Linked DNA regions of Homo sapiens: region 2 is linked to region 1. Evidence: chromatin contacts called from ENCODE Hi-C or POLR2A ChIA-PET data. All regions are on one chromosome and are shown on one strand. The core of a region is the stretch at or near the end of the contact, and the rest is flanking DNA. Distances in the headings are between cores, read along the strand shown.

Region 1 (5,559 bases), core at 2,198-4,697:
CTACTTTTTTTTTTGATAGAGGCAGTGTCTCTATATTGCCCAGGCTGGTATTGAACACTTGGCCTCAAGCAATCCTCTTGCCTCCCAAAGTGCTGGGATTATAGGTGGGAGCCACTACGCCCAGCCTCTCAGGTACTTTTTATGTGAAGATTGTTTCTCAGCACTAATATCTCTAGAAGTAATTACTGTTAAGAAAAAGCATTCAAAACTTTGTTGTTGTTGTTTTGTTTTGTTTTGTTTTGTTGAGACAGGGTCTCACTCTCTTGCCCAAGCTTGAATGCAGTGGCTTGATCACAGCTCACTGTAGCCTGTGATCGACCTCATAGGCTTATGCTATCCTCCCACCTCAGCCTCCCAAGTAGCTGGGACTACAGGTGCATGCCACTAGCCCAGCTAATTTTTGTATTTTTTTTTGTGGAGATGGGGTTTCACCATGTTGGCCAGGCTGGTCTTGAACTCCTGACCTCATGATCCACTCGCCTCGGCCTCCCAAAGTGCTGAGTTTACAGGTGTGAGCCACCACGTCCTGCCTGTCATATATTTCTTTAGTATTTCATCATGTTGCCCAGGACGGTCTTGAACTCCTGAGCTCAAGCAACCCACCAGCTTCGGCCTCCCAAAGTGCTGGGATTATAGGTGTGAACCACCTTGCATAGGAGTTCAAAACTTTTAATGTAATTGTAGAGCATTTTTGTAACAAGCCTGTCTAAAGTTACCTGACACCAAGAGTTTTTTTTTTTTATTGTTAATTACGATCCAGACATTTTACAACTTTATAGAGTTGAATTTTAATTTATAGGACACTAATTATATGTGAATGATTTCTTTCCTAAGGGGAAGATAATCTCAAATGTTATGACTTTATTGACTGTAAGTCATTAACCAGTTTTATATCTGATTTAGCAATCTTACTTTAGTATTCCTTTTTGTCACTGACAATATGTATGTATGCAAGTTTTTGTATCCTTTGAATTGGTTTGTCTTCTTGCTGGTCTTTGTTAATGAATTAATTAAAATGTTGGTATGTGTTCAGAATCTGTTTGAGAGTTATGTTTTTAATTTTTTTTTTTTTTTTGAGACAGAGTTTCTGTCTTGTTACCCAGGCTGGAGTGCAATGGCATGATCTTGGCTCAATCCTGACCTCAGGTGATCCACCCGCCTTGGCTTCCCAAAGTACTGGGATTATATGTATGAGCCACGTGCCTGGCCAAGTTTTTAACATTTTTGAAACTGCCATTGCAGAATTGTAACTGAGACAGTGAAAGGAATCTGACCTAGCCAACTCCCTCTTGCATCTAACTTCCAAGCTGTCCTTGTTCATTCCTGGGTGTATGCCCGAACTAACTTTGGAGGAACTTAGTTTATAGTTTAACTTTGAAACAAAGACGATTACAGCCCTTTTCCAAAACAAACCCCCTCTTCCTTGGGGACTAGACTGCCTTTGTAGGACTAACAAAGTAGTCAAAGGATTAGAAATTATGGTTTAGGTGGAGTCATGCAGCTGGAGGCTATAAGATTCTGACCCTCCCCAAATTGCCCCTGGGGATAACATCATTATTATAAAACCTCACATCAGTGCTTGAGATATTTTGCAGACCCTGCACTTGATGGATCAGCTGGCACCACCCAGATCGATAAAATGGCTAATCTGGTCTTGAGGTCCCCACCCAGGAACTGACTCAGCAAAAGAAGACAGCTTTGACCACCTATGATTTCATCTCCAACCAAGCCAATCAGCAGTCCCAACTCACTGGCCTCCCCCACCCTCCAAATTATCCTTAAAAATTCTGATCCCAGAATGCTTGGGGAGACTGATTTGAGTAATAATAAAACTCCAGTCTCCTGTACAGATGGCTGTACATGAATTACTCTTTCTCTATTGCAATTCCCCTTTCTTGATAAATCAGCTCTTGTAGGGGTGGGTTGCCCCTCCACACCTGTGGGTGTTTCTCGTAAGGTGGAACGAGAGACTTAGGAAAGAAAAAGACACAGAGACAAAGTATAGAGAAAGAAATAAGGGGACCCGGGGAACCAGCGTTCAGCATATGGAGGATCCCGCCAGCCTCTGAGTTCCCTTAGTATTTATTGATCATTCGTGGGTGTTTCTCGAAGAGGGGGATGTGTCAGGGTCACAAGACAATTGTGGGGAGAGGGTCAGCAGACAAACACGTGAACAAAGGTCTTTGCATCATACACAATGTAAAGGATTAAGTGCTGTGCTTTTAGATATGCATACACATAAACATCTCAATGCTTTACAAAGCAGTATTGCTGCCCGCAGGTCCCACCTCCAGCCCTAAGGCGGCTTTTCCCTATCTCAGTAGATGGAGCATACAATCGGGTTTTATACCGAGACATTCCATTGCCCAGGGACCGGCAGGAGACAGATGCCTTCCTCTTGTCTGAACTGCAAGAGGCATTCCTTCCTCTTTTACTAATCCTCCTCAGCACAGACCCTTTACGGGTGTCGGGCTGGGGGACGGTCAGGTCTTTCCCTTCCCACGAGGCCATATTTCAGACTATCACATGGGGAGAAACCTTGGACAATACCTGGCTTTCCTAGGCAGAGGTCCCTGCGGGCTTCCGCAGTTTTTGTGTCCCTGGGTACTTGAGATTAGGGAGTGGTGATGACTCTTAAGGAGCATGCTGCCTTAAGCATCTGTTTAACAAAGCACATCTTGCACCGCCCTTAATCCATTCAACTCTGAGTTGACACAGCACATGTTTCAGAGAGCACGGGGTTGGGGGTAAGGTTATAGATTAACAGAATCTCAAGGCAGAAGAATTTTTCTTAGTACAGAACAAAATGGAGTCTCCTATGTCTACTTCTTTCTACACACACACAGTAACAATCTGATCTCTCTTGCTTTTCCCCACAAGCTCTGTCTAGGCAGCGGGCAAGGTCAACCCATTGGGTGGTTACAAAGTGGGCACAGGAAGATTGTGGATTATGTGAGTTATCTGCACAGGAGGGCTATGTGTCCTGGACCATGAAGAAAGGCAGACTTAGGGCTTATCTGCCTTGTCTTTTTGCTTTTCCCTGCTCCGCCAGCCTAACGCCTTTTCCCTAATTCGGACTCCACAATTAGGTTAAGATTCTGTGGGTGTGTTGCGGTAAACTGAGGAACAGAGAGACTGATATGGGAAACCAGGAGGATATTTATTTTAAGGTACACACCAGCTCAGTGGATTCACATCCAAAAACCTGAGCCTTGAACAAAGACAGAGCAGGGTTTTTATAAGCAGGCTTACAAAAGCAAAACAAAGGCAGTTAATCATACAGTGCATAACTTGTGGCCTTGCATAGCTGGTGGCCTTGTAGCTGCGTCGAAAGAAAAACAAGAACTGGCTAAATACAGACATTTGTAAAACATAGTCATGCTTAAGAAGCCAGGGAAAGGAGTAACAGTAAAGGAATTTGTCTTCCTCTCTTTTTTTTTCCGTCAACCTTGCTCTGGAGGGAGGGGGTGGTGTCTGGAGCCCATTCCTTTGGCCTTGGTTTTTCTGAGTGTTATCTTATAACTGTCCTTGAAGTGAGCTGCTAAGCAGAGGAAAACTTGTTCTTCTTTTCTTTTTCTTTTTTTTGAGACAGAATCTTGCTCTGTCACCAGACTGGAGTGCAATGGCATGATCTCGGCTCACTGCAACCTCTGACTCCTTGGTTCAAGGGATTCTCCCACCTCAGCCTCCCGAGTAGCTGGGATTACAGGCACACACCACCACACTCAGCTAAGTTTTTGTATTTTTAGTAGAGACAGGGTTTCACCATGTTGGCCAGAATGGTCTCGATCTCCTGACCTCATGATCCACCCACCTCGGCCTTCCAAAGTGCTGGGATTACAGGCGTGAGCTACCATGCCCTGCCTTCTTCTTTTCTTTTTTAACCCTTGCCTTGCCACATTCTGGGCCTTAGCTTTTACTTTTCTTGGAGTGAATAAATGCAGCACTTATTATTTTTTAATTTCTGGCTCAGGTGGAGTGAAAGAAATACAAGTTCAAAGGGAAACGAAATGATGTAAAATTTCCAGCTATTAACAAGGACTTGTGCATGTATTAGTTTTAAGTGGATAATCTGGGTATCAAATTTCTGTCGTATTTAAAGTGTAGTGTATACATATTGAAAAGTGAGGCCGGGCGCGGTGGCTCACGCCTGTAATCCCAGCACTTTGGGAGGCCGAGGAGGGCAGATCACGAGGTCAGGAGATCGAGACTATCCTGGCTAACACGGTGAAACCCCGTCTCTACTAAAAATACAAAAAATTAGCCGGGCGTGGTGGTGGGCGCCTGTAGTCCCAGCCACTCGGGAGGCTGAGGCAGTAGAATGGCGTGAACCTGGGAGGCGGAGCTTGCAGTGTGCCGAGATAACGCCATTGCACTCTGGCCTGGGTGACAGAGCAAAAATCTATCTCAAAAAAAAAAAAAAATCACTCCTTGTTATACATGGTGTCCATTCCCCATTCGTATTTTATTATTATTATTTTTTTGAGACAGAGTCTCGCTCTGTTGGCCAGGCTGGAGTGCAGTGGCGCAATCTTGGCTCACTGCAACCTCCGCCTCCCGGGTTCAAGCAATTCTCATGCCTCAGCCTCCTGAGTAGCTGGGAGTACAGGTGCATGCCACCACGCCCAGCTAATTTTTGTATTTTTATTAGAAATGGGGTTTCACCATGTTGGCCAGGCTGGTCTTGAACTTCTGATCTCAGATGATCCACCCACCTCAGCCTCCCAAAACGCTAGGATTACAGGCATAGCCACCATGCCCAGCCACCCCATTCATATTTTAAAGTCCTAATCCAAGTACTTCAGAATGTGACTGCATTTGGAGATGAGGTCTTTAAAGAGGTAATGACGTTAAAATGAAGTCATATAGGTGGGCCCTAATGCAATAGCACAAGCATCCTTATCAGAAGAGGAGGTTGGGACATAGTTGAACACGGAGGGAAGACCACTGGAAGACACAGGGAGAAGTAGGCCATCTACAAGCCAAGGAGAGAGGCCTCAGAAGAAACCAATCATGTTCTCAGACTTCTAGCCTCCAGACTTAGAAAACAAATTTTTGTTGTTTAAGCTACCCTGTCTGTGTTACTTAGTTATGGCAGCCCTAGCAAATGAATTCACTCCTTTTCACCCCCATCATTACTACCATGGTCTAAACCATCAGCATTTGTTGCCTAGACACTTTCAGTGTAAGATCCACCATCGGGATGGCGCTTTTATCTGTCTTCTTGTTCACTGATATGCCTTCAAAACCTAGTATATTGAATGTCATGAAGATATTGTGAAAGAGGCCAGGCTCGGTGGTTCACACCTGTAATCCTAGCACTTTGGGAAGCTGAGGCGGGTGGATCACCTGAGGTCAGGAGTTCGATACCAGCCTGGCCAACATGGTGAAACCCCGTCTCTACTAAAAATACAAAAATTAGCTCGGCATGGCAGTGTGCACCTATAACCCCAGCTACTTGGGAGGCTGAGGCAGGAGAATCACTTGAACGCTGGAGGCAGAGGGGTTGCAGTGAGCCAAGGTCTTTTTTTTTTTTTTTGAGACAGAGTCTTGCTCAGT
Region 2 (5,559 bases), core at 1,784-4,283, 440 kb after region 1:
CATTGCTGGGATTACAGGTGTGAGTGCCACTGCGCCTGGCCCACCCAATTCATTTCTCTTTCCTAAAATAAAAAATTAGTAGATGGAGTGCTCACTTTGGCAGCACATATACTAAAAAAATTAGCAGATGGAAAAGAATGAACTCTCCACAAATATAATATGTCCATTCATTGAATAACAGGAGTTCAAAACTAAGCCCTTCCACAAATCCCCGTTAGTCTTCCTAACAACTTTAATATGTGATTACTATTACTTTCCCAGTTTTTCAGAGGAGCCTCAGAGAGGTTATTTGCCCAAGGCTATATACACAGCTGGCAAGAGGTAGAATCTGATTCTGGATCTGACTGTAGGGACTATATTCATTACTGCTGGACTATGCTGCTTTCCCCAACCCCCTAGGATTTTAAAAATAGCACGCTGCACTTGAAACAGGGGAAGACACTGTATAACATCCAAATGTTCTTCTTCCCTAGAGGAGCTTAGTGTGACGGAGAGAGGAGCAGACAGACCTAGGGCTAACTCCCATGACTTACTAGCTGCATAATTTCGGCAATTCTTATTTCTCTGAGCTTCAATACTAGATGGAGATAATAACCATTGCCTGCCATGCTCATTAGACAGGGCTTTTGTTAAGAGCCAAATAACATTGTGGAGGAAGGGTGAGCTCTGAGCACAAGTTCTGCAGGATTGGGTTTTTTGTCTGAGAAAGCTTTTGTCCGCTAAGTAGAATTCATTGATCTTTCCCTGAAGTGATTTCCTATCTTCTTCCTCCTGGCTACTGTTATGAATCTCATTTTCATATTGATTAAAGGAGAGAATTATGAACTGGCTTGAGAATCTTAAATTTTAAATCCACTCTGGAAAACTGTTCCCAGAGTATTAAACGGTATTAAAGGGAAAACCATTTCCAGAGTAGAGAGAAATTGGAGACGGTGTGACCCACGGGAAGCTGTGCCTTGGTGATGCCAGTGAGGGTAGTCTGCTCAGCCACTCATCTCCTCTCAGTGTGGTTTCTTGGTTGTTGTCCCTCACATTGTATCCCACTCAGGTTCATTGGATTCCTCCTAGTTCTTTAGAAGAGTCCTGGGTTACAAAAGAGGCTCAGAGAGAAGGCAGGTGGAATTGAGCTACGAAGTAGGGTTTGGCAGAATAGAGACTCAAAACTTGGTCTTGCCTGCAGGTTCGGTGCTCTTTGCCTTGTGCACACGCCCTCCTCCGTGAAGTCTTCCCTGGTTACTCTAGCTGTTCTTGGGGTCTTTGGGGAAGTAAGCATACTTTGTTCAATTTTGTTTTGTTTTGATTAAGACAGGGTCTTGCTCTGTCACCCAGGCTGGAGTGCAATGGTGTGATCGTAGCTCACTGCAGCCTCAAACTCCTGGGCCCAAATGCTTCTCCCACCTCAGCCTCTGGAGTAGCTGGGACTACAGGCATGTACCACCATCCCCAACTAATTTTTAATTTTTTTTGCAAAGACAAGGTCTCATTATGTTGCCCATGCTGGTCTTAAACTCCTGGCCTCAAGCAGTCCTCCTGCCCTGACATACTAAAGTACTGGGATTAGAGGCATGAACCACCATGCCAGGCCAAGCATATTATTTAAAATGTAGACAACTCCTAACATAATGTCAGACATGAAAGTGTTTACCACAGAGCCTGGTGTACAATAAGTGCTCTTGAGATGTCTGAATCAGGACCTGTGATTCTTCTGTGTAATTTAACACATACTTATTGAGTCTTTCTTCTATGTCAGGTCCTGTTCCAGATTCAGGGAATATAAAGATGCACCTGTTCTTCAGAAGCTAAAAATTATTCAAAGAGACTGAAATAAACCTAGTTTCAACATAGTGTGACCCAGGAAAGTACAGAGAGCTGTGGGATCATAAGGAAGGACCCAGCCGGGTGTGGTGACTCACGCCTGTCAGGAGTTCGAGACCAGCCTGGCCAACATGCTGAAACCCCATCTCTACTAAAAATACAAAATTAGCCGGGCGTGGTGGCGGGAACCTATAATCCCAGCCACTTGGGAGGCTGAGGCAGGAGAATCATTTGAACCTGGGAGGCGGAGGTTGCAGTGAGCCGAGATTATGCCACTGCACTCCAGCCTGGCGACAGAGCAAGACTCCGTCTCCAAAAAAAAAAGGAACCTCACCAAGTACGAATAATGATAGCCCCTTACATTTTATGTTGACAGTTTACAAAGTACTTCTCAGATCTCTTACTCACTTGACCTTCACCAGGAATCCTATGAGATAGGAATAATTCTCCACGTTTTGCTGATATGAAACTGAGACTCAGAGAGTTAACAGAGCCCTAACCAGTAAGCTGGGCAGCAGCATGGAATAATAGAAAGACCACTAGCCTGGAGGCCAGGAGACTTTGCTTGTATGGCATGATTTCATTTGTGACTCTGTCATCTTGAGTAAGTAACCTTTCCTCCCTGGGGCTTGGTCTGCTCATCTATAAAGTAATGTGGTTAGACTAGAAAGGCTCTGAGATCTATTATTACCCTGATACTCTCTGGAGGAGGAAGTAAAGTCTTATAGTTGAAGATGGGGGCTCTAGAATTAAATGAACTGGTTGAGTGATCCTGCACAAGTGAAATAGCCTCAATGGCTTCATGATAAAGCAGAGAAATTAGGAGAACCCACTTCATGGGGTTATTATGAAGATTAAGTACAGTAGTAATATATGTGAATGAAACACATTGGTAACGAGTAAGTGTTCAGTGAATGTTAGCAGTGATTACTATTTGATCTACGAGGCTATGGTAGAAAGATGTCCAGAAAGTGCAGGGGCTCTTTCTACCACAGCATTTTTGTATGGTAGAACCTCATTCTGGTCACCCAGGGGAGCCTCGGAAAAACAGGCCTTTGTTTTGTAAAGTTGTAGAACAGTCTTCAAGTATCTCTTGAAAATCAGAGGTAGCATGGTATGCAGAAAGAATCAGACAAACGTGGCTTAAAATTCCAGCTTGGCTCCTTGCTAGCTATGTGGCCCTAGGCAGGTGACTCACCTCCTTATGACTCAGCCTCCTGATTGTAAAGTGGAGATAATACTCATTTTGCAGGGTTGCTCTGAGGCTTGAATAAAAGTATGTGTGCAAAGCTTTCAGCACAGGTATGGAAGAAAATACCAGAGATTGGTGAGGTCAAGTGCTGGATCTCTCTGGCTGCTTTTTGGGTATTTAAGCCTGAAGACTCTGTGCTTTCTGCTTCTAGGTCTCCAAACCAGTGAACATGCCAAGTTTTATGCCTTCTCAACCAGGTTGAAGCATTCAGCAATGAGAATGAGACCTTGGTGTTTCAGTTTTCAGTAAAACACAAGCAAAGGAAGTATTGTGGTGGCGGATATGTAAAACTCTTTCCTGCCACCCTGAACCAGGAGGATATGCACTCAGGATCCAAGTATCACATCATGTTTGGTAAGCTCTCTGATAGCAGTCACTGTCAGCTCCATTAGGTCCTAATGACAGCCACTGTAGTTGTTGAAAACGCTCAGATTCACTTGGAACAGAAAATGTCTAATATGATAACTCCACCCCGCCTCCATGTGGCAGGACTCTTCAAAGACCTGAAAAAAGCAACTCTAAACCTGAATGTTAATATAAGTAAACCACAGAGGTGGGGAGGCACATGGTACCATATTAAGAAATCTATAGCACAGGGAGACATTTTCCAGTTCTCAGAAGAGGAGAAGGAGGTCATCAGCTACGTAGACCCTCTCACAGGTACACTACAATAAGGCATTGTACTCTGCCTCAGTGAGAGAAAGGCACAGGAGGTCAAGGAAGTGACCTTTTTTTAGCATCTGAAATGTGTCCAGAGTGTTGTATCTGTAACCTAAATATGTAACTAGGCCTCCTTGGGGCAGTCCAGATCTTACTTAAGCACGTGTGTGTTTTGGATAGTGAGAGTGGTAACATGGGAGGTAAGGTTGAAAATTAAGTTAAGGCTGGGTGCAGTGGCTCACCCCTGTAATTCCAGCACTCTGGGTGGCGGGGGGCTGAGGCGGGTAGATCACTTGAGGTCAGGAGTTCGAGAGCATCCTGGCCAACATGGTGAAACCCCATCTCTACTGAAAATACAAACATTAGCCAGGCATGGTGGCTAGCACCTGTAATACCAGGCAGGATAATTGCTTGAACCTGGGAGATGGAGGTTGTAGTGAGCCGAGATTGCACCACTGCACTCTAGCCTGGCTGATAGAGCAAGACTCCGTCTCGAGAAAAAGAAAAATTAGCCAGGTGTGGTGGCGGGAGCCTGTAATTCCAGGTACTCAGGAGGCTGAGGCAGCAGAATTGCTTGAACCTGGGAAGCAGAGGTTGCAGTGAGCTGAGGTTGCACCACTACACTCCAGCCTGGGCGACAGCCTGGGTGACAGAGTGAGACTCTGAGACTCCGTCTCAAAAAAAAGAAAAGAAAAGAAAATTATGTTAAATCTATTCCCAACTGTTGGCAGATAAGGCTTTCTGGGCTCAGAGACACTGATGATCTCTAGAGTTCCCTCTAGAGTTTTTACAAAGCATAAAGGGCCCCAGGCTCTGTTTCTAGGTAGCCTTGGGTTTGAATACCAACAATGCTACTTACTAGCTGTTTGTCTTTGAGCAACCTGCTTAACTGTTCTGAGCCACAATTTTCCCAGCTAAAAGTGGGGGATAGTAACACCTACTTGTAAGAATTAAATGACATGGTATAAAATGCCTGACACAGAAGGGGTTTCTGGTTGGGTTTGGTCAATGGGAGCCCTGGGAGATCAGAGATGGAAAAGAGAGTTGTGTTCCTCAACTGAAAGTCAGCTTCTCTCTTGCCTGTCTTTTCCACAGGATTCTTTCTTCCAGGCTCTGGCAAGCACTCCTTCTAGCCCCTTTAGGCCTAGGGGTAGAACCCCATTGTTGCTAGCCCTGAGCATAGCACTATACTTTATGTTTTCACAATGTCCTGCCCCAACCTTTGTAAATAGTCCTTTTATTAAATCCTTCTCAAATAATCCCAAATTTGATTGTGCCATCTATATCCTGCTGGGACTCTGATTAATACACATGCTGTGTTTGTCTTGGGTCTTGGCCTTAGACCAGGCAAACTGCCTTAAAGCTATGTGAAATTATGCTTTGGGGTTTAATTTCCAGGCCCTGACATTTGTGGCTTTGGCAACAACAAAGTACAGGTCATCCCTCATTACTGAGAGAAATACCATGAGAACAAGACCATCAAGTGCAGGGTGAGTGTGTGCTGGTCCTCAGCCAAGGGGGAAGGAGATGCATTTTATATGTGTTATCTCATTTAATTCTTACAAAATCTTATAAATTAAATACTGTCATCTCCATTTTACAGGTTAAAAAGTAGATCTAGAGAAATGCTGTAAATTGCAGGATTTCATCAAGGAGCAGTTGATCCAAAAGCCTAAGAAGTTATATGAGGTCCTCCTGTGGAACAATGCTTGGCATAGCCCAGTTCCCCACTGCTAGACATGGGAGAGGATGGGGGAGGGAGGGAGTGTTGGACTTAGAAATGGGGATGGGTAGTCAGTTTATCATAGTAACATCAAGTTAGAGACACCTAG

The links. Hi-C counts contacts between places; a loop is a spot of excess contacts on that map. ChIA-PET counts read pairs that join two places held with the same protein, here RNA polymerase II (POLR2A). Pooled maps may share reads with other maps.
Region 2: a map of K562 shows a loop between it and region 1 (4-fold over the local background). The contact joins two enhancer-like sites. A Hi-C loop is called at or near these places in 1 of 168 maps with a recorded cell type or tissue (K562) and 9 of 50 pooled maps. POLR2A ChIA-PET finds 5 or more read pairs at or near these places in 1 of 52 experiments (activated T-cell).

The regions. Positions count from the first base shown.
Region 1 is chr1:52,003,564-52,009,122 of GRCh38, reverse strand. No RefSeq gene overlaps it. Among named protein-coding and RNA genes, the nearest start is that of RAB3B, 16 kb to the right of the region's middle. RefSeq lists enhancers at 1,592-1,886, 3,520-4,364. Within about 2 kb of position 3,447, at least 2 of the 41 ENCODE cell types and tissues checked have a DNase peak (open chromatin) inside an H3K27ac peak, as active enhancers do.
Region 2 is chr1:51,567,410-51,572,968 of GRCh38, reverse strand. The region is part of intron 2 of EPS15-AS1 (EPS15 antisense RNA 1); the gene reads right to left. It also overlaps a transcript of OSBPL9 not described here and the pseudogene CALR4P. Among named protein-coding and RNA genes, the nearest start is that of OSBPL9, 47 kb to the left of the region's middle. RefSeq lists enhancers at 3,342-3,501, 3,662-3,711. Within about 2 kb of position 3,033, at least 16 of the 41 ENCODE cell types and tissues checked have a DNase peak (open chromatin) inside an H3K27ac peak, as active enhancers do.